Regions from separate parts of the Homo sapiens genome. Here region 2 is linked to region 1. A link is a loop called in an ENCODE intact Hi-C map of the cell type or tissue named here. Cell type or tissue: PC-9. All regions are shown on one strand. Each heading gives the region's core, and the rest is flanking DNA. Links, peaks and the distances in the headings are about the cores only.

Evidence for each region. Peaks named below come from ENCODE experiments on the same cell type or tissue, not always from the same donor. Only the 100,000 strongest peaks of a DNase experiment are listed, where the experiment ranks them.
Region 2: a loop joins it to region 1, with 3 times the contacts of the local background. A loop is called at or near these places in 7 of 110 quality-filtered maps.

The regions. Positions count from the first base shown.
Region 1 is chr18:11,852,267-11,865,759 of GRCh38, reverse strand. It overlaps GNAL (G protein subunit alpha L), which reads right to left. Exons shown (of 12, transcript NM_182978.4): 6 at 3,311-3,365; 7 at 1,154-1,227. It overlaps LOC124904251 (a long non-coding RNA gene), which reads left to right and starts at 5,249. Exons shown (of 2, transcript XR_007066297.1): 1 at 5,249-6,416; 2 at 7,634-8,599. It overlaps CHMP1B (charged multivesicular body protein 1B), which reads right to left. Exons shown (of 1, transcript NM_020412.5): 1 at 11,316-13,493. RefSeq lists enhancers at 3,509-4,415, 8,133-8,690, 7,698-8,897. In PC-9, for the core only: CTCF peaks have their summits at 5,201 and 5,400; DNase peaks (open chromatin) are centred at 5,639, 6,279, 8,109 and 9,149; H3K4me3 peaks cover 2,585 bases; H3K27ac peaks cover 5,480 bases.
Region 2 is chr18:11,797,778-11,814,449 of GRCh38, reverse strand. All of the region lies in intron 4 of GNAL (G protein subunit alpha L), which reads right to left. Among named protein-coding and RNA genes, the nearest start is that of CHMP1B, 45 kb to the left of the region's middle. In PC-9, for the core only: no CTCF peak of the experiment used is centred there; DNase peaks (open chromatin) are centred at 6,399, 7,019 and 7,519; H3K27ac peaks cover 2,275 bases.

The DNA.
Region 1 (13,493 bases), core at 2,329-10,328:
TTTTAGAGACAGGGTCTTACTCTGTCACCCAGGCTGGAGTGAAATGGCCTAATCATGGCCCACTGCAGCCTTGAATTCCTGGGCTTAAGAGATCCTCCCACCTCAGCCTCCTGAGTAGCTAGGACCACAGGTGTATGCCATCAAGCTTGGCTAATTTTTTTTTTTTTTTTTTGGTAGAGACAGGGTCTTGCTATGTTGCCCAGGCTGGTCTTGAACACCCGGTCTCAAGCAATCCTACTGCCTTTGCCTCCCAAAGTGCTGAGATTACAGGCGTGAATCACTATGCCTGGCCTGAAGGAAGCTTTGATAGATTTGTGGGGTTTGCTTAGCACAGGTGGCATCTGAGGCTCAGAGGACAAGATGAACAGAAGCGCTACGGCAGGAAAAGCTGGGAGAACTGGAAGGGTCCTGACAACAGCCCAGCCTGGTGAGGCAGGTGGCAGGGGACAAAGCAGGCCTGGGGACGGGGCTGGTCATAGGCAGAGGGCTTGGGTCATACGGTGCACAAGCAGTAGTGAGCCCCGAACCTTCTTCAGCAGAGGAACAGCACGATCCAGGCCGTGCCGTAGGAAGATTCATTTCGTGGCACTGAGAAGGGCGACTGAAATGGGTAAGCCAGGGGACAGGAGACAAGCCAGGGCTGTGCCGAGAGAGTCTAGGGGCGGGGGAAGTGATGGAGCAGGACTAGGGTGATAGCTATGAGGATGGAAAAGAGCTTTGTGGAGGGAGAATTAATGTCTTATCATGAGGGAGCAAAATGAAGAAAGTAAGCTCATTTGGCTGAGTTTGCAGTTGGGCAACCCAAGAGATGGGCTGGAGACACACATAAACTGCTCATTTCAGTTCTCAACCTGTGACTGTGCATCTGAAAGATCAAAATTTCATGAGTCTCCTGATCTAAAAAAAAGGGCCAATCAAATCAACAACTCAGATGCAAACACTGCCTTCCTTTCAGGTGTCCTCATTTCTACTTTAAAGTAGGCAGTAAAATCAACACTTCAACTCTTGCTAGAGTTCAAATTTCACCCCAGCTGCTCTTACCTGAAAGGGCTGCCATGCACATTCAGGAATGAAGCCCCCTTAAACCTCACAGCCCTTCGGCTCTGGGACATCATGTGGCCCTGGGCCATGCAGCTCTTAACAACATACTCACTGGAAGTTTACTTTGTCCACTTGGAATCGTGTCTCAAAAATCCCAGATGTCAGAACTCTGCATCTGAGGAGGTCCTGGGAACAAGAAGAGGGAAACAAGCTGAGTTACATTACTGTTCTTCTTCAAGGTAAAGCCCGGGTATAACTATACCTCATCAATATTTTTCAAATAATTTGTTCCACTGTAAAGGAAACAACAATTAAGAACCAACATTGGCCGAGCATGGTGACTCACGCCTGTAATCCCAGCACTTTGGGAGGCTGAGGTGGGCAGATCACCTGAGGTCAGGAGTTGAGACCAGCCTGGCCAACACGGTGAAACCCTATCTCTACTAAAAATACAAAAAAACCAAATTAGCCAGGTGTGGTCACAGGCAGCTGTAATCCCAGCTACTTGGGAAGCTGAGGCAGGAGAATCGCTTGAACCCAAGAGGCAGAAGTTGCAGGGAGCTGAGATCGCGCCATTGCATTCCAGCCTGGGTGACGAGTGAGACTCCGTCTCAAAAAAAAAAAAAAAAAAAGAACTCAGACGAATGTTCTCTGTTTTATCCTCCAGAGAAAGCCACAGTTAATGTGTTGGTTTGGCCCCAAGAGACCTGATAACTGTGCTTTTGTTTTAAGACTTAAAATCATGTCTGCAAGAATCTTACTAACATATACCTGACAACCACAGTCAGGGCATCAGCATTCCAGAGGGACATCCCTGCTGGTGCTCTGTTGGCTTGGGTGAAACTCACGATGGCTTGGGTGAGAAACCAAAGGAAGTGTAACTCTGCACTCACAAGTCTTCAGCCTTATGAACTGGATGCTAGTTGATTTCATTTATTCTCTCTTCCCTGCACATTTCTGTTTCCTCCAAGATAAAAGATGTGGTACCCCGAGGGGACGAGAAAGCCACGCAGCCTCACAAAGCTGGCATCCCTGGTACATTTGGCAGATGTCAGAGTTTTTTTTTTTCCTGACCCCCAAATCCATGTGATTTTAAGGAAGCAGCCATTCTGTAATAATTCTGGAACATGGGAGGTGGTCCTCCCATTTTAGTATAACGAGAACTGTTTAGGACAGGTAAGTTAGTTGAGGGACTGACTCAAGACGAGGAAGCCTCCATTGCTTTGTCAGATAATTTCAAACTCTCAGGATCAGCCTTAGAGAGGATAAACTTCATGGGAGAGAGAGAAGCTCAGGCCTCAGACCTCCCACCTTGGGGGCCCAGGGCCAAGGCCTTGCAGGGAATACAGACTCTGGGGGAAGTTTGGAGAGTGTGGTTTGAACAGAGACATCCCTCTAACTTCCTTGGGGTTCACTGGCTCTAGAAGCACCTGAAGTCTCCTGAATTGAGCAATCCGGGGGCTCTCCAAGTCTCTGCAGCTGCCCGAGGGTCGAAGGGGCACAAAGATTCCCTCTCTGCTATTTAAGAATTGGTGGAGTGGGCTGGGCACGGTGGCTCACGCCTGTAATCCCAGCATTTTGGGAGGCCAAGGCAGGTGTATCACTTGAGGTCAGGAGTTTGAGACCAGTCTGGCCAACATGGCAAAACCCTGTCTCCACTAAAAATACAAAAATTAGCTGGGCGAGGTGGCAAGCACCTGTAATCCCAGCTACTTGGAAGGCTGAGGCAGGAGAATCGCTTGAACTTGGGAGGCAGAGGTTGCAGTGAGCAGAGATTGCAACATAGCACTCCAGTCTGGGCGACAGAGCAAGACTCCATTTCAAAAAAAAAAAAAAAATGGTGGAGTGCTTTTTTTTTGACTCAACCCAAAGGGGATGCTCTGGGTCACACCTGGAAAGTTCACTGTGATATGGGACCCCCCAGGCCCAGGGCCACAAACAGAATGGGCATAGTTTATGAAGCCAGGAAGTAAAGACTTCGCTTTCCTGAGGACAGCTCCAGGAGGAAAAGGAACGGCATATTCCTTATCTGCAGATAAACTCATTTGCATGCTGGCAATTTTGATAATCACTAAGTGCTAGAGTCAGGGGAGCAAGGCACAAGGTTTGATGACCAATCCACGCACACACACAGGGCAGTACAAACAATTTGCAAAAAGTAGGTATCTTAAGGATTTTTCCTTAATTCATTCTGAAATAATCATTAAATCATATTGGAAATGAATCTCAAAGTTTCTGGTGTGTGGTGGGGGACCCTAATTCCACATACCTGGTCTGTGGGTGTGTAGTCAACCAAGCTGACGCTGTCGATTCTTTCCAGGAAGCTGCAAAGAAAGCCAGCAAGGGTTGAGGCCTGTTCTCTGCCCACTTTCCCCTGGGGTTGGGGAGAAATTAATGGGACATCACCCAAGTACAGCAAGGATGGGGGCAGGCCAAGAAGCTGAAGTGAGTTCTTACTTTGTTTCCTGAATTTGTATCTGTCTAGATAATGCAACATTCTTGACCCAGGGAGGGAGAACTGCATTCTTTTTTTTTCTTTTTTTTAATGTTGCCTTCTCTCCCCTCTCTTCTCCACTGCCACAGCGCTGGGGGTGGGAGCTACTCAGAAACTGGGAGAGAGCATGGAGCCTCCCGTCCAAGGCTAAGCGAGTACAAGAATGTGTTGCAATGTAAACAAAACATGGAAGGTGACAGATGTCCCTTTAGTTTCCTAATCAAATCCAGATGTTGTGTGTGTGTGTGTGTGTGTGTGTGTATGACTGCGTGAATATGTGTAAGAGCGACTGAGTGTGGAGAGCGAGTATGTGGTGTGCAAGAGTAAATGTGTAAAAGTGTAAGGGTGAGTGTGAGAGTATGTGCGGAAAGTGTGCGAGAGCGAGAACGTGAGTGTGCATATTTGAGTGTGTGTGCTGGCAAACCTGGCGACGCCTGTTGGTGTCAGATCTGCCTGGCGCCCACTGTGTCCCACACAAGGCAGGATGGGAGCCAAGGAAGGCTGTGCGCCGCTCTTGGGTGATGACCCTTCCGAGAGGGAGCTGGGAGGCCGCCGAGCTCCCTCTCCTGAGTGACCACGGCCCCTGCACAGGCCTCCCCCGCCCTCTCTGTGCCAGCCTGGCTTTACCAAGGCATCTATCCAGGCTGCACGTTTCCCACTGACTCTTGGTTGATCTGTTGTTATTTATCTTCTCCACTAACATGTTAGGCCCTCAGGGCAGGTCTCTGTCTTGTCCACCTGGGAGTCCCCAGCACCTAGTGCAGGCCTGGCCCCAGTAAATATGGTGGAATGAACCAGTGTCCTCTGTCCCCTTCTCCTTCCGCGGCTGGGACAGGTGACCATTGAGGGCTGAGAGGCTGGGTCCCTCGGGGACCAACAAGCACTGGGAATGGGTTAAATGGCAAGCAGGGGACAATTCTGGAGACAGAGGGGCAGCAGGGACCCTAGAAGGAAGAAGGAGAGCCAGCAGGAGGGAGGGGTCGGGGGGGCCCAGGCTCTCTGTTGGTGCTGGCGTTGACGGGAGGCCCTGGTACTGAGGAGAGAGGATGGACGGCCTGGAGGCTGCGCTGGCTCCCTGCCTGCCATGCCAGTTGGCTGGTTCTGTCCTTTGGTAGGTAGAGGCAGCAGACATGTGCCCATGAGCATTTCATGCAGAGGAGGCGATGTTGCCTCCCAATCTCCCCATCCTCCCACACCAGCTCCTCTGCAGGCGCCTGTGAACCTCAGTGTGGGCAAGAGGGAGACGAAACGGTTCAGAACACAAAACGCCACCCCACAATGAGCCCTTCAGCATGTTGACTAATTGTAGCTGAAGGCACTTGAGAAGCCTCAGCTGCAAGGCTGGCTGGCTGGCTGACCTCCCGCTCTGTCCCAAAAAGCAGGTCATGAAATCTTCCCTAAGAAACGTGCCTGCCCTGTACCAGGAAGAGGAGAATGTTCTTATCACCAGGGGTTCGGAGTCCACCCTGAAACTGATCTGTACAAACCCACCAAAATAACCCTTGTCTTTCATTAGTCACTGCCCCACAATGACTGCCCCTAGAAACTTGAACCTTTCTCCTGTGTCACTTCTCCATAAATTTATCATCTTTTGTTAAAAGGGTATATTAGCTCTCGGTCCTAACAGCTTCTTTGGGTCTTCATTTTTCTTATGAAAGTTCCCGTGTGCATGTAAAAATATTAAATAAAATGTGTATGCTTTCCTCCTGTTAATCCGTCTTTGTTAGTTCACTCAGCTACAGAACCTAATGGGAAAGAGGGAAGTTCTTTTTCCTTCCCTACAGAGGTCAAAAGGGGTCCATTTTAGGAACCACTTGGCCAAAGACAGTAAGACTACATAATTTCCTTGGACATCTTAACTCCTTCCTTTTGGAAAGCTAGAGACAGTCCCTAGTGGCCAAAACTGAGGCATGGCCATGGGATGACATTTTGGCAGCCTTCACCCATGAACTTGGGTTTGGCACCCCCAGGGCAAGTAACCCAGAAGCAGAATACACAAAGGGGCAGGAGTGGATCTGCTGGTGTTTGGGATGGCCTTTCATAGCGATAGGAAACAGTGGGGGCAACTGTGACCTCAACTGTCATGAATGAGTCATTTCCCTGGAAGCCAAGGGAAACAGGCTATGGGAGTGGTGTCTGTGACTGCATTGTCTGGTGTGCAGTCATTAAAGAATGTTAGCCAGGTGCAGTGGTGCACGCCTTTAATCCCAGCACTTTGGGAGGTGGAGGTGGGTGGATCGCCTGAGGTCAGGAGTTTGAGACCAACCTAGCCAACATTGTGAAACCCTGTCTCTACGAAAACTACAAAAATTAGCCAGGTGTGGTGGCACGCATGCCTGTAATCCCAGCTACTTGGGAGGCTGAGGCAGGAGAATCGCTTGAACCCGGGAGGCAGAGGTTGTAGTGAGCCGAGATCACACCACTGCACTCCAGCCTGGGCGATAGAGTGAGACTCCGTCTCAAAAAAAAAAAAAAGAATGTCAACTGCTCCTGGCTCTGCAGAGGTATGGCCCAGGTGACAGGGCTATTGAGAGGCCAAAGGGACCCTGATCAGCCAGTGGTGTCTTTGGAATAGGTGCTGCAAGCTCTGGGAGGTGCTACTGCGCACCAGAAGGTTGGTGAGTTGGCCAAGGGTGTGGAGCTGGCTCCAGAGGGGAAGGAACAAAGGGAAGGGACCCTCTGGGAGCTGGAGAGACTTGGGAGCCTGGAGGCAGGAATTCCCTGCCATTGCCTGAGGCCTGGTTTGGAAAGTACAATGCAGTTTTGGCATGGTGGTTGCTGGCCTGGAATGTGGTGGGGTGAAGAGCGTGGTGGAAGGACACACTGAGTTCCTGACCATCCAGCAACAAAGGAGCAAAAAGACCTTGGAATCCATGAGAAGGTAGGAGAAGTTTCTGCCGGGGTGGGACGGGAGCTCTGAACTGGGGCTGGACAGTCAGATGGGTTTCTGGGTGAGAAGGCTGCTTCCCTCACAGGCTACAACAGTTGTAATCAGAAATGGTCGCAACTTTTGACAGGGTCCAGAGCAAAGGATACAGAAATGAATTCGCTCTGATGAAAAGAGCTGGAAGGAACTGAAAATTAAATATGAAGCCTGTGGCTATAGTTAGAGTTTAGGAAGTAACCTATTTAAAATGGGATGCACATAGGTTGGAGGTAGGTGGTGAATGTATTCAGATGATAATAACTAGTCTAAGTAGAAAGAATGAAGTATGGTTAACCAAAAAATGCCTCTGGAGTGCTAGAGAGATGTGATGAGAGGACGTGTGAGTGCATCTTCCTGTGCACTATGAAAGACCAGTGACTTTGAGATGCTGACAGTGATGAGGCTGGTGGGTCTTCTCCTGTCGCCAACCTCCAAAATGGATATTCAGAGTCCTTCCAGCTCTGATTCTCAGAGATCTAAGTGAGACGTGGGAGGTCTCATTGAACATTTCCAAGAGCTGCTTCTGATTTGTTGCTGATGCTGAATGGTACCGAGTTCATGCATTTCAAGTTTGTGCAATGAAAATAAAATGTGAATATTCACCCCAAAATGTGAATATGCCCCCAATTCTTTGAAAGACTTTCTAAGGAATAAATAATAGAGTGGTAGATTTCTGCCAGCCTTCTGCCTTGATCCTTGTTTCAACTGGCATATTTCCAAGCATGTTGCAGGAGTACTTTTTCAAATTGGGGCTTCTGTGATTACATACATAGAGAGAATTTTAAAGGGGTCTCCCAAATCATACATAGAATTTTGCATATGATTACATTTTAAAGGGTTATAACATTGCCTCCTTAAATATGCCACTGCATGCTGACCAGAAGAATTAAGCAGATCTAAAAATCCCTTGCAGACTATTCACTCCAACTATTAGATGCAGAGGTGCAAAACTATACCAAATTAGCATTGTAAAAAATCACTTGCATTGTAGACACTATAAGGAAGTAGTTAAAAAGAAATTTACTCTGATTTTTTTTTCATTATTTCCTGTGACAGCTGAGGACACTCATGTTTGCAGAAATGTTTTCATTTTCATTTAGATCCCCCTTCTGTTTGATATTAGCAAAAGTAACAATGCACTGTTTATATCCCATCTGTTGTTGGCGTCAAAGAATTCTTATGGCCATGGAATTGATCATGAAGAGGAACAAGGAGAGTCATGAAAAGATGAAAACTATTCTGTTAAATGCCTTTGTAATCAAACTACTGGATCTGAGAAAAAAAGTACCAACTGAATTTCCATGTATTTAAAATTTTTTGTGTGTGAAAACATATAGCAATTGGAAATCTGTCAAGGCAAGTAAAAAACTTTTCCCAATGTTAATGAAATTTGACTCATGATATTTATCTACAAGACATAAAAATATAGATGGATCCCAGATACTCAGGAGGCTGAGGCAGCAGGATCACTGGAGCCCAGGAGTTCGTACTGGTGGAGAAAAACATTACTCACGTGGTGACAAAGTACCAGGCAGTTGTAATGCACAGCCAGAGTTAAGATTCCCTGCTCCTTAAAAGGGGTTCCCAGACTCGCAGCATATCGGCGTCACTGGCAGACCCACTGCGTCAGCATGTGCAGCTGAACCATGTCCCAGGTGATCAGTGATTCATGGTGACTCGTCATCCAAGAGCGTGTTCCTCTTGGCTTTCCCCACCTCCCTGCTTTATGCTCTAATCTCTGCCTGAACCATCATTTCTCATGACTCCTGCGCTTCCTCCTTCCCATGGGGTAAAGTCCACACTTTTAATGTGGCCTCCAGCCCTTTGCAGTCTGTCCAGTCTCCCCTTCAGTCTCTTTTAACATCACGTGAACCCTCCACTCCAGTCAAAACTCCCTGTAGTTTTTGGCCTCTCAGATCCTGTGTCATTCCTGCTTTTTTTCCCCCTTTGAAACCTGAGATTAAACCCTGCTGGCTCTGGGAAGCCACTTCTAACTGCCATGACACAGCACAATATCCCTTTCCTCCGGCACTTACTGTTTCACAATTTGGTGAGCATGGCATGCTGCCTTATACTGTGATTTAATCCTTTTTAAAGGTTGAGGTATAAAATAACATAAACTGTGTAAACAGTCCTGATCTTAAGTGTTCTTGATTTTTTTTTTTAACATCTGGGTACGCCTTGTCCATTTTTCTTTTTCTTTGTATGTTTTATCTACCTATCTGTACTGAATATCATTTAAGGGCAGAAGCATGTTCTCATCTCTAGAAAGAAGCCCCACATGGCATGCATGTTTTGGACTAAATCTTTCCCTGGATTGTCATTTAAAACGTTTTTAAATTTAAAAAACTATTTATTTTTATTTTTTTGAGACAGTCTCACTCTGTCACCCAGGCTGGAGTGCAGTGGCACAATCATGGCTCACAGCAACTTCCCCCTCCTGGGTTCAAGGGAGTCTCCTGTCTCAGCCTCCCGAAGTAGCTGGGATTACAGGTGTGCACCATCATGCCTGGCTAATTATTTTTTTGCATTTTTAGTAGAGACGGGGTTTCACCCTGTTGGCCAGGCTGGTCTCGAACTCCTGACCTCAGGTGATCTGCCCACCTCGGCCTCCCAAAGTGCTGGGATTACAGGTGTGAGCCACCACGCCCCACCTGTATTGTCATTTTGAGTAAACACTGCTGAATTGTTTGTCCTGGCATTTCTCAGCAGGGAGAGGATGTACAAACCCTGAAGAACAGAGGCAAACATTTCATTGTGGACAAATGCTGTGAAGGAAGAGGACACAGCTCTTGAGTGTCCATACTTGGGACTCTGTGCGCTTAGGGTGCCTGCTTTACCTGCCTGTCTGCTGTCATCAGAAAGCTCGAGGCACTATCAGGAGTGACCACCCAGGCCAGGCACACGTTTGCTATGCAGTGCAAGGAGCCCACTGTGGGAGGCACCACACCAGGCCCAGAGACTGACACTATGACAGACATTGCCTGGCCCGGGCTCCCTATGGAATTTGCAATCTAATGTAGAAAAACAAACCTAGGTAAACCAGACAGCATTTTGCTAATTCCAGTCAGTTGATTCAACACAAAAACAAAAACAGGGGTCTGCTCATCAGTTTCCTTAGTGTCCACTGGCTTGCAGCTTTTTGCTATAAAGATCTTGAGCTTTGGACTTTGGCTACAGAATTGCCAAGAGGATGTTGTGTTTTTGCAGAGGAAGTCCCTCCCTTCTGCTTTATAGTGTGCTTGGCCAGCTGATGCTGATACTATGCTCAGTTAATAAGGTTCTCTTATCAGACTGGTGCTTATTTTCAGCACTTTTTTTTTTTTGAGATGGAGTTTCGCTCTTGTTGCCCAGGCTGGAGTGCAATGGCGCGATCTCGGCTCACCGCAACCTCCACCTCCCGGGTTTAAGCAATTCTCCTGCCTCAGCCTCCCAAGTAGCTGGGATTACAGGCATGTGCCACCATGCCCGGCTAATTTTGTATTTTTAGTAGAGACGGGGTTTCTTCATGTTGGTCAGGCTGGTCTCGAACTTCCAACCTCAGATGATCTGCCTGCCTCGGCCTCCCAAAGTGTTGGGATTACAGGCGTGAGCCACTGCACCTGGCCCAGCAGTCTTTTCCAAATCAAAGACAGCAGGGCGGGCACACAGTGTCCAAACCTCATGGTCTGCCTGTATTTAAAAGGCATCTAGATACATTGGCATTCCTTCAGCAAGAAACAGCTTTAGTAAGAAAATTCCCCAGCAGCACACACAGTATCATCTGGGTTCCTGAACTGAAATAAACTAAAAGTAGAGGAAAGTATTTTGTGAATTAATCCAGTCTACCTTTTTTCTTTCAATCCTAAATCCATGTTAGAAATTGTGCACTTGAAGGCGGAAAAATGAAAGGAAGAAATATAACTAGTAGTTAAATGGAAGATTAACTAGTTAACTAGTTCCCTGATGTGTTTCAGTTGGATACTTTTGTAAATTATATCCATCTTTGGTGTAGGGAAGTTTCAATGTGAAAAAAAATCTTGTAGTTATGAAGAAACAATTACAGTGAAGAAGCCAGGGGACCGGGCGCGGTGGCTCACGCCTGTAATCCCAGCACTTTGGGAGGCCGAGGCAGGCGGATCACTTGAGGGTCAGGAGTCCGAGACAAGCCTGGCCAACATGGTGAAACCCCGACTCTACTAAAACAACAACAACAACAACAAAAACAAAAATTAGCCAGGTGTGTTGGTGCGCATCTGTAGTCCCAGCTACTCAGGGGGCTGAGGCAGGAGGATCGCTAGAACCTGGGAGGTGGAGGCAGCAGTGAGCCGAGATCGTGGTGGCACTTCAGCCTGGGCGACAGTGAGACTCCGTCTCAAAACAGCAACAACAAAAATAAGCCAGGGATCCTAGAAATATGCAAGAAAAAGCCATACTAACCAAACAAAAATTTAAGTGCTAAGACTGAGGGTGAATTTGGAAAAATATCATGCTTTCTGACCCAAATCTACCTCAGAATTTTTTTTTTTCCTTTTTTTGAGACTGAGTTTCATCCTTGTTGCGCAGGCTAGAGTGCAATGGCGCAATCTTGGCTCACCTCAACCTCCGCCTCCCAGGTTCAAGCAATTCTCCTGCCTCAGCCTCCTGAGTAGCTGAGATTACAGGTGTGCAGCACCACGCCCAGCTAATTTCATATTTTTAGTAGAGGCGGGGTTTCTCCATGTTGGTCAGGCTAGTCTCAAACTCCTGACCTCAGGTGATCTGCCCACCTCAGCCTCCCAAAGTGCTGGGATTACAGGCGTGAGCCACTGTGCCCCGCAATTCTTTTTTCTTAAGTGTTTTTTAAAACAGGATGCACACTCACATCCAATAACATGCAGTTTAAAATGATTTAATTGACAAATTCTTGTGATTTACATTTCAGTAATCAACTGCAAAAGTGAGGAAGTAATTCATGGGCCTGTAGTGCTTTTGAAAATAATATTTATGACTCATAAAAATGTACATTCATAATAGTATGACATGGACATATTTTAAGAAAGTTCAAGCATATACAAGCATTGTTTAATCTCACAAAATATATTAATTTTGTTGGGAATATGTGCATTATAAAAGGGTCTTTAGTTTACCAAAGGGTTCAACACTAAGCTATTTTTAAAGTTGTAATTATTTTTTCCAATCTAAAGAGGGGTTAAGGCCAGGTGCAGTGGCTCATGCCTGTAATCCCAGCACTTTGGGAGGCTGAGGTGGGCGGATCACCTGAGGTCAGGAGTTCAAGACCAGCCTGGCCAACATAGTGAAACCCTGTCTCTACTAAAAATACAAAAAAACTAGCTGGGCATGGTGGTGCACACCTGTAATTCCAGCTACTCGGCAGGCTGAGGCAGGAGAATCACTTGAACCCGGGAGGTGGAGGTTGCAGTGAGCAGAGATCGCGCCACAGCACTCCAGCCTGGGCAACAGAGCGAGACTCTGTCTCAAAAATAAAATAAAAGAGGGGTTAAGACTCATGCTGTCTTCACACATGGCCCTGCACAACCATGTGGAGGACAGGAGGGATATTCTTGAGAGATGCTGGGCAGACAACTAACAAGTGTCCCTTAAAGCACACTTCTGAACAATGTCCAGTCAAATATAAAATAACTTAAATATGAGGGTCACTCCTCATCTGCACGCACCTGTTACACTTTTTTTTTCCTTACTCATTTACACTGGGAAACATGTTATAATAGTGAATAGTTGGTTATGAATCTTTCAAAGAACTTGGAAGGGCCCCTATAATTATTTTCTGAAACAATGGAATTCTCTTATGGAAAAATCTTCCAGTGAAGGAAAGGGTAAGTTAAAAAAAACTTGAATTAACTTAGGTTAGCATGCTTGCCAAGGCAAAAGCAAGTTGCTTTTCTCCATGTTTCGAGGCTATGAGAAAGCGGTGGATACATGCTTTACTTTTCAGCCAGAAAATACGCACTGCCATTCCTGAGAAGATGGCAGGCAGCACAGCTGGGCTCTAGCCTTAAAGACTCAAGCTTTCTCCTTCCTTCCAGTCCTACCTCTTTACTTCTCAGATTTCCAGCTGGCTGGATGTATACATAAATGACTTGCATGGCTAAGTAAAACATTCCAGCTTATATTTTCAAGGATTTCCAAGAGTTCTTGCTTTTGGACAAATTAATAAATGCAAATTAGAACTTAAAACGCAGTTCTAATTTTATTTCTATTTTTGGTTGTTAAAATCAAAACAAAACCTACACACACACAGTCCTAGGGTTTTCTCAAACGAAATCAACAGTTCTTTGGCAATGTTAAGAGTGTGTAACATGACTGCCATGCTAATTAGCATAATTTATAAGACTTCTAATAGTGTTGAAACAGGAAAATAACTATAAACTTGTTAGAGAAGTTCGTTTGAAAGACACTGTCAAATGTCACACTAAGTCTTTTTAAAAACTCAATTTAGTAAGTAGAAAATATAAATGAACAAATTTAATTTTTCCAGATAATAAAGGAAGTTATTCGGCATTTTTCCCAGTTACGCAAAGACAATTATCACGTGAAAAATTTATAGAATGTAAGCAGTAAGAGAGTATTATGCAAAAATATCCTAAGGTAATTTCAGTATAAATTATAGGACCACATTTATTAATAATATACGTTATGAGAACAATCATTTGCAGTCTCACTGTGAAGGCAAAAAAAAAAAAAACAAAAACCAAAACCCAAAGGATAAACAGAAATAGCACAGTCCACCGAATACACTGCATGGTGTTTATAACTGTATAACCAAACTAAGTAATCTTTCCCCTCTCTTTAACTTTTATGCACCACCTGCCATTCTAGATACTATCAATCACACTAAATAATAATAAAAACCAACCACCTTCAATCTGATCATTCTGGGCAGGAAACTGAATACAGTTTTGACCAGATCTTCGAGAAAGATTCATATACACGAAATTAACTAGTTCTGTTAAAAGGCTGCTATAAAAATACCATCATTACGAGCTATACAGAACTTTAGAATCCAGCTAAGAGTGCAGAAATACTGAATTT
Region 2 (16,672 bases), core at 3,399-11,398, 52 kb after region 1:
TTCAAGCAATTCCCCTGCCTCAGCCTCCCAAGTAGCTGGGATTACAGGCACCTGCCACAATGCCTGGCTAATATTTTTTGTATTTTTGATAGAGACGGGGTTTCACCACGTTGGTCAGACTGGTCTCGAACTCCTGTTCTCAGATGATCCACCCACCTCAGCCTCCCAAAGTGTTGGGATTCCAGGCATGAGCCACCGTGCCCGGCCCAGTGTTTTTCTGTGCCTGATGAACAAAGTTTTAAATTCTGATGTCCAATTAATCCATTTTTTTCTTTTAGAGTTTATCCTTTTTTTGTGTTCTATCAAAGAAATATTTGCCTACCACTTAGTAAAAAATATTTCTTCCATTTTTTTTCTTAAAGTTTATAGTTTTCAGCTCTTACATTTAGGCCTATGATCCATGCAAATTAGTTTTTGGGTATGGTGTAAGGAAAGGGTCAATATTCACTTTTTTTCCATAGGGATATCCAGCTTCTCCTGAACATTTAGAGAAAAGACTATCCTTTCTCCTTGAATCCTTAGTATCTCTGGCTCTCTGTTAAAATTTTTTTTTAATTTTTAAATTTGTTTTAGACACAGGGTCTTGCTCTGTTCCCCAGGCTGGAGTGCAGTGGTGCAATCACAGCTCACTGCAGCCTCGACCTCCTGGGCTCAAGCCACCCTCCCATGTCAGCCTCCTGAGTAGCTGGGACCACAGGCACATGCCACTGCGCTTGACATCTCTCTTAAAATGGACCATATGAAGGTGGATCTATTTCTGAATTCTCAATTCTGTTCCACTGATCTCTAGCTCTCTCCTCATGCTAGCACTATACTGTCTTGATTATTGTGGCTTTCTAGTAAGTCTTCAAATTAGGCAGTTCTAACTTCTCCAACTTTGTTCTCCTTTTCTAACATTGTTTCGGCTATTCTAATAAAATAATTAGGTATTTTTATCAGGGAAAAAAGATTCGAAGAATCACGACTTTAGTCTTTGCTTCCAGACAAGCCTCTAAGTCTTTTGAATTTTTGCATAAATTTTAGCATTAGCTTGTCAATTTTTATAAAAAAGCCTGTTGGTATTTTGATTGGGATTACATTGAATCTATGGGTCACTTGAGAAGAACTGCCACCTTAATGGCAGTTAATGGTTGTGTAATCCATGAACATAATTGAACATGTTATTTCTCTACTTATGTCTTTTTTTCTTTTTTTTAAGATGGAGTCTCACCCTGTCGCCAGAGCTGGAGTGCAATAGAGCGATCTCGGCTCACTGCAACCTCCACCTCCCGGGTTCCACCAATTCTCCTGCCTCAGCCTCCTGAGTAGCTGGGATTACAGGTGTGTGCCACCATGCTCGACTAATTTGTTGTATCGTTAATAGAGATGGGGTTTCAGCATGTTGGCCAGGCTGGTCTCGAACTCCTGACCTCGTGATCTGCCTGCCTTGGCCTCCCAAAGTGCTGGGATTACAGGTATGAGCCACCACACCTGGCCTACTTACATCTTATTTAAATTATCTCAATAATGTTTTGTAGTTTTCAGCATATAGATTTTTTACATCTGCTGTTAAATTTTTTTCCAAGTAAACTTTTTTGGATGTTATTTATTTCTTAATTTTTTTTTTTGAGACGGAGTCTCACTCTGTCACCCAGGCTGGAGTGCAGTGGTGCGAGCTCGGCTCACTACACCTCCGCCTCCCAGGTTCAAGTGATTCTCTTGCCTCAGCCTCCCGAGTAGCTGGGATTACAGGCATGCGCCACCACACCCAGCTAATTTTTGTATTTTTAGTAGAGACAGGGTTTCACCATGTTGGCTGGGCTGGTCTTGAACTCCTGACCTCAGGTGATCCACCCACCTTGGCCTCCCAAAGTGCTGGGATTACAGGCGTGAGCCACCGTGCCCAGCCTGAATGTCATTTTTAATGTTCATGTTTTATAAATTTCATTTTTCAGATTTTTTTCATTTCTAGTGCCCAGAAATACAATTGATCTCTGTATTTGTTCCTGTGTCCTGCAAGCTTGCTAATTTCACATATTAATTCTCTCAAGATCCTTGAGGCCTGGGGCAGAAACGGAATTCCCTGCAGGTTCCCAAGTACAGGAAGATGAAGCCAAGGGACCTTCATAGCCCCCCAGGGCCAGTTGCAGGATTTCTACTGCTTTTACTCATTTTTTCAAAGATACTTGAAGATTTGTCTAGGGATGCTATCTTTTATTTCCAAATTATAATCTCACAAAACAACTGTGGAAAGTATAAACTTTTACTAATCAGTTCCCACAGTACAGAATTAAATAAATCGAGTCTCCAGTGATGGAACATAGAATTTTCCTCAAGTATTTTTTTTCCCACAAAATTAATTTTTTAGCTTTTGACTTTTCACAATACTCCCACTCATAGACCTAAGATTCTCTCTGTAAAATCCTAATTCTCTAAGAAAGCTGTGCACTTGCAGCATGCCAAAGAGACTCACAAGAGAAACTTATTTGTGTGGGAACAGAAATAAAATAATTAGGTATTTTCATCAGGGAAAAAAGATTCAAAGAATCACGACTTTAGTCTTTGCTTCCAGACAAGCCTCTAAGTTATCTGACAAAAATTCTCCTTGGAACATCAAGCTTGAATTATGTAACATTTTAGGGTATTACTCTTATTCTTGGTCTTTTTAGTCACTCCGTATCCTTTCTGTTTTACCTGTTGAGAAGCAAAATGGAGAAAGGAGATTCCTTTTTTGGGGGAACAAGGTTAAATTTAAAGCAAATATCTGTAAAGGTGGGCTTGCTATATTCTTGCTGACAGTGACTATAGAATTAAATATATTTTTCTGTTGGCAAATTTTAGTGTAAAACACACCGTTTCTAATGAGAAGGCATGAAATAATGTTTATGGCAATTTGAGCATAGATTTTGGTATCTGAGTGCTGGGGTTCGAATCCCGGCTGGGGTGGGTGGGTTCTTAGCTCCGACTGCTGACAGTTAACAGTTTTAACAGTTTCCTCGCCTGGTCCAAGGGATAATCCAGTATTCCTGGGCAGAGGCTGGTGCTAAGGCCAGGACTGACCAGTTCACAGCTCACAGGGGAAGGTGGGTGGGGCAGAAAGGAGGAGAGTCTGTGAGGGGCAAGGGGCAGGAGGACATGGTGAAAGAGGCTGGAAAGACAAAGGAGAAGCGAGTGGGGGTGCGGGGATGTGGTGTCAGGGAGGACAAGCACAGCCGTGGGGCAGTCAAGAGTGTGGCGATCAGCCGTGGGGAGGGCTGCGCTGGGGCCGTGGGACGGTCCAGGAGGCTCCTTTGGCGGCTTTGGGTGCAAGGAAGGCACCCAGGAATGTGGCGTTGTGGCTTTTGGGAAATGTGGCAAGGCCCGGATTTCAATGGTGGGGCAGGGGAGCAACACATGGTAAGTAAAGGAAATTCTAGAAACATCTACAGAACACCTGCATGTGGAGAGCACCACATTAAGTCCTGGTGCAGAAGAGAGAAGGGGGCACAGGTTCTGAGCTGCAGGAGGGGCTGTGCTCAGATCATAAGCACGGCGGGGTGTGGGGGGCGGCCCAAGGGCACTGCATTCAGAACTGAGCTTCAACCACACCCACAGATTCCTGGATTTGCTCTCAGCCTTCAGACCCTTCAGGAACGGCCCAAGAAAATGTGACTTGTCCAGGCCAATGCACTTATAGCCAGCGTGGATGGAACAGAAGGGCAACAGATGACTAGGAAAAATATGCCACAGGGAAGAAAAGGGGTAGCAGAATACTGCCATAAACAACGTGAGATGCAGCTCTGAAATGTACCTGAGGGGCTGCATGCTGTAAACCAAGCCTCAATCCTCTGTGGGGTAAGGGGATGCTAGTGACCCACCACTGGACAGCCCCTCCCTGCAGGCTCCGGGCTGAGTTTTCCAGGTGACGAGCTGGGACTGGTCCAGCCATATTCAGCCCCACTGGGACCAACAGCTCACACCTGCCAGGCAATGTGCAGGCCTGTGATCTCTGTGTTATCAATGGGCAGATGTACTTGCACCCAACACCATAAAATTAGCTGATAGTGTCCTAATTGGGAACCAACAAGGGTTTTTTTGAGACAGGATCTCACTCTGTCACTCAGGCTGGAGCGCAGTGATGCGATCTCGGCTTACTGCAACCTCCGCCCCTTTGGGCTCAAGAGATCCTCCCACCTCAGCCTCCTGAGTAGCTGGGACCACAGGCGCACACCACCACGCCTGGCTATTTTTTTGTATTTTTAGTAGAGACAGGTTCTCGCTATGTTGTCCAGCCTGGTTCTGACAACTCCTGAGCTCAAGCAATGCATCTGTCTCGGCCTCCCAAAGTGCTGACATTATAGGCGTGAGCCGCCCTGCCCAGCCAAGGGTTTTTGTTCTATTGAGCTTTTGTTCTGAGAAGGTGCAGCCCCTAGCTCTGGGGAACCTCAGTGGCTACAGGAAGCTCAACACCTGCACTAGCTTAAAGGTATGAGGGGATTACAATTTCCACATACATACAAAAGGAAAGATTTCAAAGGCAGCCACTGAGCCCCTCTGTAATTCTGCAGTAGCTGTAAGTCTGTCAACAAATAACTGACATAAAAGGGAAAGAATATTGTCCAAAGAAATTCAAACACCTTGTAATTCTATACTTGTGGTTTGCACTAGATAATCTTAAATACTTCTTCCAGTTCTTGGACTCAAATATTTCAAGTTTTACATTTTCCCTCTTTCTATTTTTTGTCTGTTTGTCTTTTTTGAGACAGAATCTTACTCTGTTGCCCAGACTGGAGTGCAGTGGCTTGATCTTGGTTCACTGCAACCTTTGCCTTGTGGGGCCCAGTGAGTTTCATGTCTCAGCCTCTCAAGTAGCTGGGATTACAGATGTATGCCACCATGCCTTGCTAATTTTTGTAGTTTTAGTAGAGACGGGGTTTTGCCATGTTGGCCAGGCTGGTATCCAACTCCTGGCCTCAAGTGATCCACCCACCTCAGCCTCTTTCTATTTTTTCATGTCACAGCTTTATTGAGATATAATTTATATACCATACAATTCAACAATCTTAAGTGTAGAATTCAATGGTCTCTCTAGAATATTTGTAGAGTTGTGCCTTCATCACCACCATCAATTTTGGAACATTTTTATCACCAAGAAAAGCAATTCTGCATGACCCATTAGCAGACACTCCTCATTTCTCCTCCCCCAGCCTCCTGCTTTCTTCCTTTTTTTTTTTGAGATAGAGTCTCGCTCTGTCGCCCAGGCTGGAGGGCAGTGGCACGATCTCAGCTCACTGCAACTTCCGCTTCCCAGGTTTAAGTGATTCTCCTGCCTCAGACTCCTTAGCAGCTGGAATTGCAGGTGCATGCCACAACACCTAGCTAATTTTTGTTTTTTAGGTAGAGACAGGGTTTTGCCATGTTGGCCAGGCTGGTCTTGAACCCCTGACCTCAGGTGATCTGCCCGCCTTGGCCTCCCAAAGTGCTGGGATTTATAGGCACGAGCCACCATGCCTGGTCCCTCCTTTCTGTCTCTACAAATTTGCCTATGCTGGACGTTTCCTATAAATGGAGTCACACAATATGTGGCCTTTTGTGACTGGCTTCTCTGACTTAGCATGATGTTTCTAAGGGTCATCTCTGATATGGCATGTGTCAGCACTTCAGTCCTTGTTATTGCCGAACGGCATTCCATTACATGGATCGGACACATTTGTTGATCCATCTGTCATTTGATGAACATTTAGGCTGTTTCTACTTTTTGGCTATTATTGAGTAATGCTGCTATAAACATTCGTGTGCAAGTTTTAGTCTTGATGTATGTTTTCATTCCGTTTGGATACATGCCTGGGAATGGGACTCCTTTCTTTCCCAAGAGAAACATCTGGATCTATATATATTACAAGAGTTTCTAGTTGGAATTAGTCACTCAACATGATTAATTCCTCTCTGAACATTTAATAACTTCATTAAAAACTCTACTATTTATCCTATCCAGGTGGGTAGCATGGCAGATGTTACATGAGGGTAACACTTATCTAACTTTCTAATGCGTTTCAGATTTAAATTCGCACAGAGATAGTCCCAACATTCTTGGAATTCCTGACAATTCCAAATAATCAAATAAGAAAGCCCCAAAGCCTGGCTTAGTACCTCTTCCTGGCCTTCTGCTCCAGCCACAGCCACTTTCTGAGCTTCCTGGGCCACACTGTGAGGGAAGAGGGACAGCAGTAAAACGGGCAGAGGCGCTCTTTTGCTTTGGAGCTTGGAGTGCAGGGTGAGTGATTGGAGGAGAGTAGAGTCTGGGGAGAGTGGCGATTCCTTCCACTCCCTGCAGAGTGACTCAACCAAAGTAAGGCCTGTCATTCACCGATTCACTCAGCAAATATTTATCATGGTCCTGGAATGGGTAAGAAGACCTGTGAGGGTAGAGTAGGGACAAACAAAGTCTTTAAAAAAAAAAAAAAAAGAAGGCTGGGCTGGACAAGGAAGTGTGGTTTCTCCTGTGTGATGAGGGTCACCAATGACATTCAGGCTGCTTTCAGGGGACCTTGGTCCTCATCTGACCTGGCTCATCATTAGCACCTGACAGGGCTGACTACACCCTCCCCGTGAAACACTGTCTTGGCCTTCAAGACATCATGGCCACTTTTGCTCAGGGTTCACTGCTGGCTCCCTCTCTTCCCACAGCCTCCTAATCCTAGAGGGATCCAGGGTTGGTGCTGGGCCCCCCTCTCTATGTAAGCTCACTGCCTTGGCGATCTCCACTTTGTGGCATGCACACCATGAATATACTAGTGACTCCAAATGGACATCTCCAGCTTAGGCCTCTCCTCTGAATTCTGGACTTGCACATCCAATTGCCTGCCTGACATCACTGCTTGAATTCAACAGGCAACTACAACTCAGCAAGTGCCAAACAGAACTCTTAATCTTCCTCCCCAAACCTGCTCCACCTGCGGTTTCCCCCCACGGCCCGGCTTAGGCCAAACTCCTTGGAGACATCCCTGTGATCTTTAAGGAAATACTCTTGGCTGTACCTTGAGAATCTATCCAGATTCTGATTCTCGCACTGCTAAATTCCTGACTGAAGCCATCATCATCTAGTCCACGCAGTTATGGCCACAGCCTCCTATCTGGTCTGTTCCCACCCTTCTCACCACAGTCCATTCCACTCAGCAGCCAGTGAATCGTTGAAACCATAAGTCAAATCGCATTACAGGTGGGCTCAAAACAATCCAATGATTACTATGCAGCTGTAAAAAGAATGAGACCATGTCCTTTGCGAGGATGTAGAGCTGGAGGTTGTTCTTTTCTTTCTTTCTTTTTTTTTTTTGAGACAGAGTCTCGCTCTATCACCCAGGCTGGAGTGTATTGGCACAATCTCCACTCACTGCAACCTCTGCCTCCCAGGTTTAAGCAATTCTCCTGCCTCAGCCTCCCCAGTAGCTGGAACTACAGGCGTGCGCCACCATGCCCGGCTAATTTTTGTATTTTTAGTAGAGACGGGGTTTCACCATGTTGGCCAGGCCAGTTGTGATGACTCACGCCTGTAATACCAGCACTGTGGGAGGCCGAGGCGGGCGGATCACTTGAGGTCAGGAGCTCGAGCTGCAGGTTATTTTTAGCAAACTAACACAAGAACAGAATACCAAATAACACATGTTCTCACCTATAAGTGTGAGCTAAATGATGAGAACAAATCATTTCTGTGTAACAAATTATCCCTGAACTTAAGATAAAAGTTAAAAAAAAAAAAAAAAGAGTACTTCACAATATTGAGAAGGCCCTTGGTATTCTTCAGCCCTGCTTCCCTTTCACCAGCCTCCCTCAACAGGAGGACGTCTATGTGAATATCAAAGTGGAAGGACAGTTAATGGGCCGCAATGCTGGGCACACAGTTTCTTTCTTCCTTCGAATTCTTTTTCCTCTAATACTCACTGTTCCTGAGAGGGGTAACCTATCTCTCACTATATACAAAAATCGACTGAAGATGGATTACAGGCTTAATTGTAAGACTTGAAACTATAAAAATACTAAAAGGAAACCTAGGGAAAACTCTTCTGGACATTGGTCTAGGCAAAGAATTCATGACTAAGACCTCAACAGCAAATGCAACGAAAACACAAATAGACAAATGGGACTTAATTAAACTAAAAAGCTGCTGCACAGCAAAAGAAATAATCAGCAGAGTGAACAGACAACCTGCAGAATGAGTGAAAATATCTGCAAACTCTGCATCTGACAGGGGACTATGTCCAGAATTTATAAAAATCTCAACTCTACAAAAACCCCCAAATAATCCCATTAAAAAGTGGGCAAATGACATGAATAGACACTTTTAAAAAGAAGACATACAAATGGCCAACAAGCATATGAAAAAATGCTCAACATAACTAATCATCAGATAAATGCAAATTAAAACCACAGTGAGATATCATCTTATAGCAGTCAGAATGGCTATTACTAAAAAGACAAAAAAATAACATGCTGGGGAGGATGGAGAGAAAAGGGACACTTATACATTGTTCTTAAGAATGTAAATTAGCACAACTTCTATGGAAAACAGTATGGAGATTCCTCAAATAATCAAAAATAGAACTACCATTCTATCCTGCAATCTCACTACTAGGTATATATCCAAAGGAAAAGAAATCATTATGTCAAAAAGATACCTACACTCATATGTGTATCACAGTGATATTCACAATTGCAAAGATATGGAATCAACCAAAGTGCTCACCCATGGATGACTGGATGTGGTATATATACACGCAATAGAATACTTTTTGGCCATAAAAAAGTGAAATCATGTCTTTTGCAGATACATGGAGGGAACTGGAGGTCACTATCTTAAGGAAAACAATTCAGAAACAGAAAAACAAACACCACATGTTCTCACTTACAAGTGGGAGCTAAATAATCAGTATACAGGACATAGACTGTAGAATGATGGACACAGGAGACTCAAAAGGGTGAGGGGGTTGGTGGGGGGTAGATGATGAAAAATTACTTAATGGGTACAACGTACATTATTTGGGTGATGGATATACTAAAAACTCAGACTTCACCACTACACAATATCTCCATGTTCCACCCAAGCTGCACCTGTACTTTACCAGTACAGAATACCTCCATGTTCCATCCAAATTGCACGTGTACCTCACCACTACACAGTATCTCCATGTTCCATTCAAATTGCACCTGTACTTCACCACTACACAATATCTCCATGTTCCACTCAAACTGCACCTGTACTTCACCACTACACAGTATCTCCATGTTCCACTCAAATTGCACCTGTACTTCACCACTACACAGTATCTCCATGTTCCACTCAAATTGCACCTGTACTTCACCACTACACAATATCTCCATGTTCCACTCAAATTGCACCTGTACTTCACTACACAGTATCTCCATGTTCCACTCAAATTGCACCTGTACTTCACCACTACACAGTATCTCCATGTTCCATTCAAACTGCATCTGTACTTCACCACTACACAGTATCTCCATGTTCCACTCAAACTGCACCTGTACTTCACCACTACACAGTATCTCCGTGTTCCACCCAAACTGCACCTGTACTGCACCACTACACAGTATCTCCGTGTTCCACCCAAACTGCACCTGTACTTCACCACTACACAGTATCTCCGTGTTCCACTCAAACTGCACCTGTACTTCACCACTACACAGTATCTCCGTGTTCCACTCAAACTGCACCTGTACTTCACCACTACACAGTATCTCCGTGTCCCACTCAAACCGCTCCTGTACTTCACCACTACACAGTATCTCCGTGTTCCATCCAAACCGCACCTGTACTTCACCACTACACAGTATCTCCGTGTTCCATCCAAACCGCACCTGTACTTCACCACTACACAGTATCTCCGTGTTCCATCCAAACCGCACCTGTACTTCACCACTACACAGTATCTCCGTGTTCCATCCAAACCGCACCTGTACTTCACCACTACACAGTATCTCCGTGTTCCATCCAAACCGCACCTGTACTTCACCACTACACAGTATCTCCGTGTTCCATCCAAACCGCACCTGTACTTCACCACTACACAGTATCTCCGTGTTCCATCCAAACCGCACCTGTACTTCACCACTACACAGTATCTCCGTGTTCCATCCAAACCGCACCTGTACTTCACCACTACACAGTATCTCCGTGTTCCATCCAAACCGCACCTGTACTTCACCACTACACAGTATCTCCGTGTTCCATCCAAACCGCACCTGTACTTCACCACTACACAGTATCTCCGTGTTCCATCCAAACCGCACCTGTACTTCACCACTACACAGTATCTCCGTGTTCCATCCAAACTGCACCTGTACTTCACCACTACACAGTATCTCCGTGTTCCACTCAAACTGCTCCTGTACTTCACCACTACACAGTATCTCCGTGTTCCAAACTTCACCTGTACTTCACCACTACACAGTATCTCCGTGTTCCACTCAAACTGCTCCTGTACTTCACCACTACACAGTATCTCCGTGTTCCATCCAAACTGCACCTGTACTTCACCACTACATAGTATCTCCGTGTTCCATCCAAACTGCACCTGTACTTCACCACTACACAGAATCTCCATGTTCCACTCAAACTGCACCTGTACTTCACCACTACACAGTATCTCCGTGTTCCATCCAAACTGCACCTGTACTTCACCACTACACAGTATCTCCGTGTTCCATCCAAACTGCACCTGTACTTCACCACTACACAGTATCTCCGTGTTCCATCCAAACTGCACCTGTATTTCACCGCTACACAATATCTCCGTGTTCCATCCAAACTGCACCTGTACTTCACCACTACACAGTATCTCCGTGTTCCATCCAAACTGCACCTGCACTTCACCACTACACAATATCTCCATGTTCCATTCAAATTGCACTTGTCCTCTTTAAATATACACAAATAATAATAAAGATAATATATAAAAACTGGTAACAAAAAACCCCAAGCAACCCAATGCTACAATCCAAGTGTCCATGGGCAGAAGAATGGATAATGGAAATGCAGTCTAGACACACAATGGAGTATCATTCATCCTTACAAAGGAAGGCAGTTCTGACACATGCTACAACATTGATAAAGCTTGAGGACTTTGTGCTAAGTGACATGAGCCTGTCACAGAAGGACGAATACTGGATGATTCCACTTACATAAGTCAAAATCATAGAGACAGAAAGTAGAAGCATCGTTGCCAGGGGCTGTGGGGAGGAAGGAGTTGGGAGTTGTCTCATGAGCACAAAGTTTCATTTTGGGAAGATGAGAAAGTTCTGGAGATGGATCTTGGTGATGGTTGCACAACAGTGTGAATGTTCTATGCCACAGAAGGTGCACTGAATAATGACTAAGATGGTAAAATTTATGTTATATGTATTTTATCACAATAAAAGAATATATTATGAAAACAAAACAAAAACAATCCAGTACTTTCCATCTCCAAGTGAAACCTAAAGCCTCTCGTCATCTGACCTCCCCATTCCCTGGCTCCCTGATTCCCCTCCCCACCCAGCCTGGCTCACTCTTCTCCAGACACACAGCCCGGGTACCTCTCGAACTCGAGAGCCTGCCTCCTTGGGCCACTGCCGTGCCCTTCCCTTCTACCAGCTTCTGCTCAGATGCCACATCCTCCGCAGCCCCGGAGAAAATGGCAACTCCCTGCCACCCGGCAGTCCCTACCCCGCTTTATTCTTCTTTCCCACCCACGCATCAGCCATCAACACACTGTGTGCTGATTTTCTTATTGGTTTGTTTCTCCTAACAGAGACTCAGCTTCATAAGAAGCTTTTAATTCATAGTAGCTAGAATTACGCCTGATATAGAAATATGCAGTGACCAGTTTTGGAATCTGTGGATGGATGGGAAGTCACTGGGGGTTTGGATGAAGAGAATCCCAGAGCTCTGCTTCAGGACCATGAGTGCAGAGGTCAGGGATGTGGACTAGAGGGTGAGCCACTGCCTGCAACAAGACTGGTCTCAAGAGTATGGTGATGAGTGTGTTTCGAAATCAAGAAGTACGCCTGGGTGTAGGGTGGCAGTGGGGAATTCAACCACATCACCAAGGCAAAAGCAAGAAACCATGAGGAGCAAGCACTGGTGGACAGCTCCCTTCCAACCAGTTCAGGTAATCCAGTAAGGACTTGACATTTCCCAGGACTGTCCATGACTTGAGGAACTCCGTAAACAGAATGGTTTCAGTTCTTACCCTGTCATCAGTCTTTTAGGGCCAAACAACAAAATAAGTGGCCAGCAAAAGGATTTTCGGGCGAAGTTCGTAAGGAGCATACTCTTTATTTTATCGCTTTTTGCTAACTTGACTCTAAATATAAAGAAAATGAAATTTTCTTGGCAAGTAGTCTTCCTACCAGAAAAAAAATGTCCCTAAACTTTCAGGGAAACAGGTAACCAAGTTTATATTTGAAAAAGTTAAAACTGTAAATATGACAGCTATGTATTGCAGTGATTTTTGCCATGATTATGCTTGATTATTATACTGATTATTGCTATTACCAGTTCCTTACAGATGGTGAAGGAGGTCCCTACTCAGGTGTCTAATGCACATCTTAAACTCAGCATGGCCAGGCTCGAACTCCTGACCCCCGGGACCTGCTCCACCTGCAGCCTTCAGACCACAGGGGAAGGCAGGTTTGTCTTCCCAATGGCTCAGAATAAACCATGACATCATCCCTGATGCTTCTCTTGCTATCACGAGCCACATCCATCACATCAGCAAGGCTCTACTTTCAAACTGGATCCAAATTGAATCTCACTACTTCCATGATTCCAACCATCCGCACCTCTCACCCAGATTATAGCAGCAGCCTGGTCTCCTTGCCTCTCTATGGCATCTTCTGAAACAGTGGCCAGGGTGATGTTTTCACAGTGTAGGTCAGCTAGGGCCCCTCCTCCACTCAAAATCCTCCAACGGGACCTTATTCACTAAGAGTTCCTACAATGACCTGTAAGGTCCGCCTCCCGGGTTCAAGCGATTCTCCTGTCTCAGCCTCCCTAGTTGCTAGGACTGCAGATGTGCACCACCACGCCTGATTAATTTTTATATTTTTAGTAGAAACATGGGGTTTCACCATGCTGGCGAGGCTGGTCTTTAACTCCTGACCTCAGGTGATCCACCTGCCTTGGCCTCCCAAAGTGCTGTTATTTCAGGCGTGAGCCACTGCGCCCAGCCCACACTGTGGTTTATTGATTTATTATGTTTCATTCATTCTCTGTATCACCCCCTATACTATAAGCTCCCCCAGGGCAGATATCTTTTTGTTTTGTTCCTGATGTATATCAAGCACTTAGCATTGCCCTTGACACATGCTAAGAGTTCAGTAAATATTTGTTTCATGAGCAGTGGATGAATAAACTTTTCCAGGAAGTGTCTTCTCTCACTCTGTCTTCTACCTACTTTGTTGTACAGTTTCACCTCCATGCCAAAAGCCTATGTGAATTAGGTTGAAAATTCATATCAATTATTTGTTAGCAACTTTGAGGTGATGGGAATTGGGTTTGTGTCTGCAAGTGGGAGTTGTATTTTGGTGTTTAGACCATGTTTGTCCTGGTTCTACTTCATAAGTAATTTAGAAAGCAACTTTTCTGGCATCCAAGAACACAATTATCCTCAGAAAGTCATACATAATTCATGTAATTGATAATGAATGGACTAGGAAATGTTAAGTGGCTTTCCTTCCTATGACAGAGAAGCCTGCGGAAGAGAAAGCACCTTCCACATGACAGCCCCACGAGTCTCCCAGAGGCCGCCTGGCCCCTTCCTGATTTCTGCTGTACCTGAGTATAACCCACCACCATATAAATTGGCAAAGAACAAATTCAACCTGGGCCATGGCCTCAGGGACATCCTACCAAAGGCAGTGGCCTCTTTCATTCCGTGGGCTTCTGGCAGGACATATACCTCCTTTTCCCAGCAAATGCTGCTCCCACACAACAATAAACTGCTTCTTGGCACTTACAGGCCACCCCAGAGTATCCATCACGAGCCCATCCTTTCATGCCTGTAGAATTCTTAATTATGACCAGTGAGAGGATAATAAGCAATGTACATGTTCAGCAATTCTCCCAATTCGCAGTTTGCAATGTTACCCCCACAAGACCCTTAAATATCTGCCCTCACTGCAGGGGTGGATTGGACACCTGCTGCTCGTCATCTTATCTTATTTAATCAATCCTATCTATCTATCTATCTATGTTCCATCTATCATCACTTGTATTATCCATCCATCCACTCACCCATCCACCAATCTGACTGCCTATCATCTATCTATCACGTATACTATGTGTGAAAGAAATGTATGAAGACATGAATATACATCATTGTTCATTGTTGAAGGTTGTTGACCTAATGGGAAAAAACAGCACGTGCCATAGGATTCAATTTAATAAATAAAGCAAATAATAATAATGACAGTGACATTTTAGTTTCATGGCCAGTAAAGGGTAGAGATATATGACAAAAAATAGGGAAAAGGAATGGAGAGGGAAAAAGGGACACGTACAGGGGGAGGGAAAGACAGTGAAGAGTGAGGGGCGAGAGAGAGGGAGAGAGAAGGCCTCAGGGAGCACCAGACAGACAGGTGCACACTTGCCTGAGGACAAGGAAAAGTGGGGCATTTTGTAAACTGTGCCATTGTCAGTCCACTGCTGAAAATTTAAAAGCACCACTTAAAAAAAAACTATATGCAAAAGTAGTACAGGCTGAATATCCCTTATCTGAAATGGCTGGGGCCAAAAGTATTTCATATATTGGATTTTTTTTATACGTAGGTTGAGCATCCCTAATCCAGAAATCTGAAATTTGAAATACTCCAGTGAGTATTTCCTTTGAGTGTCATGTAAGCGCTCAGAACATTTAGGATTTTGGAGCCTTTTGAATGTTGGATTTCTGGATTACACATGGTCAAGCTGTAATAACTATGGGTGTGTCAGCTGATAGCAAACTGAAGGCTAGAACTTGCTGAGGGCTGGACAGTGACCCTATTATACCCCTGTGCTATTGTAGAAAGCTAGTAAAATATTTGAATAATTTCTCATTGTAGAAATAAGAGAACATTTATGTTTAAGACAGAGCAATGAACAGATATCATGGAAGGCGTTCAAAAATGGCTTTACACTTTCCCTAAGACAACAGAGTGGTGAAGTACTCACAGTGCTTCTGGGCTGGAGACATGATACTTTCTTTCAAAAGCAGCCTCAGAGGGACAGACTGTCCCTGTGGCTGGGGACACATGGGGATATGGGCTTGGGATCCTGGGGTTCATTAGTTTGAGGCTTAATTTCCAAAGATGTTAAAAGGTGTGTTCATTTAACTTTTTTTTTTTTTTTGAGACAGACTCTCGCTCTGTTGCCCAGGCTGGAGTGCAGTGGCTTGATCTCGACTCATTGCAACCTCCGCCTCCCAGGTTCAAGCAATTCTCCTGCCTCAGCTTCCCAAGTTGCTGGGATTACAGGCGTGCGTCACCGTGCACAGCTAATTTTTCATATTTTTAGTAGAGATGGGGTTTCACTATGTTGGCCAGGCTGGTCTCAAATTCCTGATCTGCCTGCCTCGGCCTCCCAAAGTGCTTGGATTACAGGCATGAGCCACCCACCGTGCCCAGCCCCATTTAACGTATGTTAAACTACTTAACTGCTTTTAGCTTGTGATTGAGCACCCATATTTTATTGTAAACATCCTACTTTATAATATAAATATTGCTGAACAAGAGAAAATATCCTTAAATCCATGAAGGCATTTAACATCTTTCAAAATTATATTCAAAGTATATAATTTTGAACATGACAAATGTCAGCAAGCCACTACATTTATGTTGCAAATATAAACATAATTCATACATATTTGAGGAACTGGCTCAGCATTTGCTTTTTTTAAATAAAGGTAAGAGAAGACTGGAGAACAGTTAAATACTGATTACTGTGAAGGCACAAAGAATTCAGAGAATGAGCTGGGTGGGGTGAAGGTCAGGTTCAGGTGAACTCTATGCTACTCTGTGTCTTGTCACTGCAGAATTGAACTTCTGTCTAGTTTGTTCGATAGGAAAAGAGGCACTCTGGTGACATACTGCCATTAACTACAAAGGTTTCACAGTTATGTCTTGGAGAATGTAACACTAACCCAAGAATATGAATATAATGAACATGTTTTACAAATTAACTTTTTAAAATTAAAAAGAATTTAATAGCGCATAATGAGCTGCTAAAGAGAACCTAAGATGTTATTACTTAATTTAATTTTAGAGATGGTGTCTCACTGTGTTGTAAAGTCTAGATTCAAACTCCTGGGCTCAAGTGATCCTCCTGCCTCAGCCTCCAGAGTAACTGGGACTATAGGAGACAGCCACCGTGCCTGGCTTTGCATGTTAACTTTAGAAGATTGTATTTGATCATTATATCTTTGCTATCAGAAAGTGTCTGCTGGAATATGTTGTTGAAGGAAACCTAATTTATTCATTTAAGTTATAATGTTCATAACAGCACTGTCTGGTTAATTCACTAACCCTCTCTCTCTCCAACTGTATGTAACTACACTAGCTCACTGGCTGATCCCAAAACACTGAATCAATGTTTGACTTTTTAGTAGTGATCTTTTAGTTTTGCCTTTTTCCATGTGGGCCTGTTTTGAAAAAAAAGAATGCATATCAGATTCATTTCTTTCTTTCT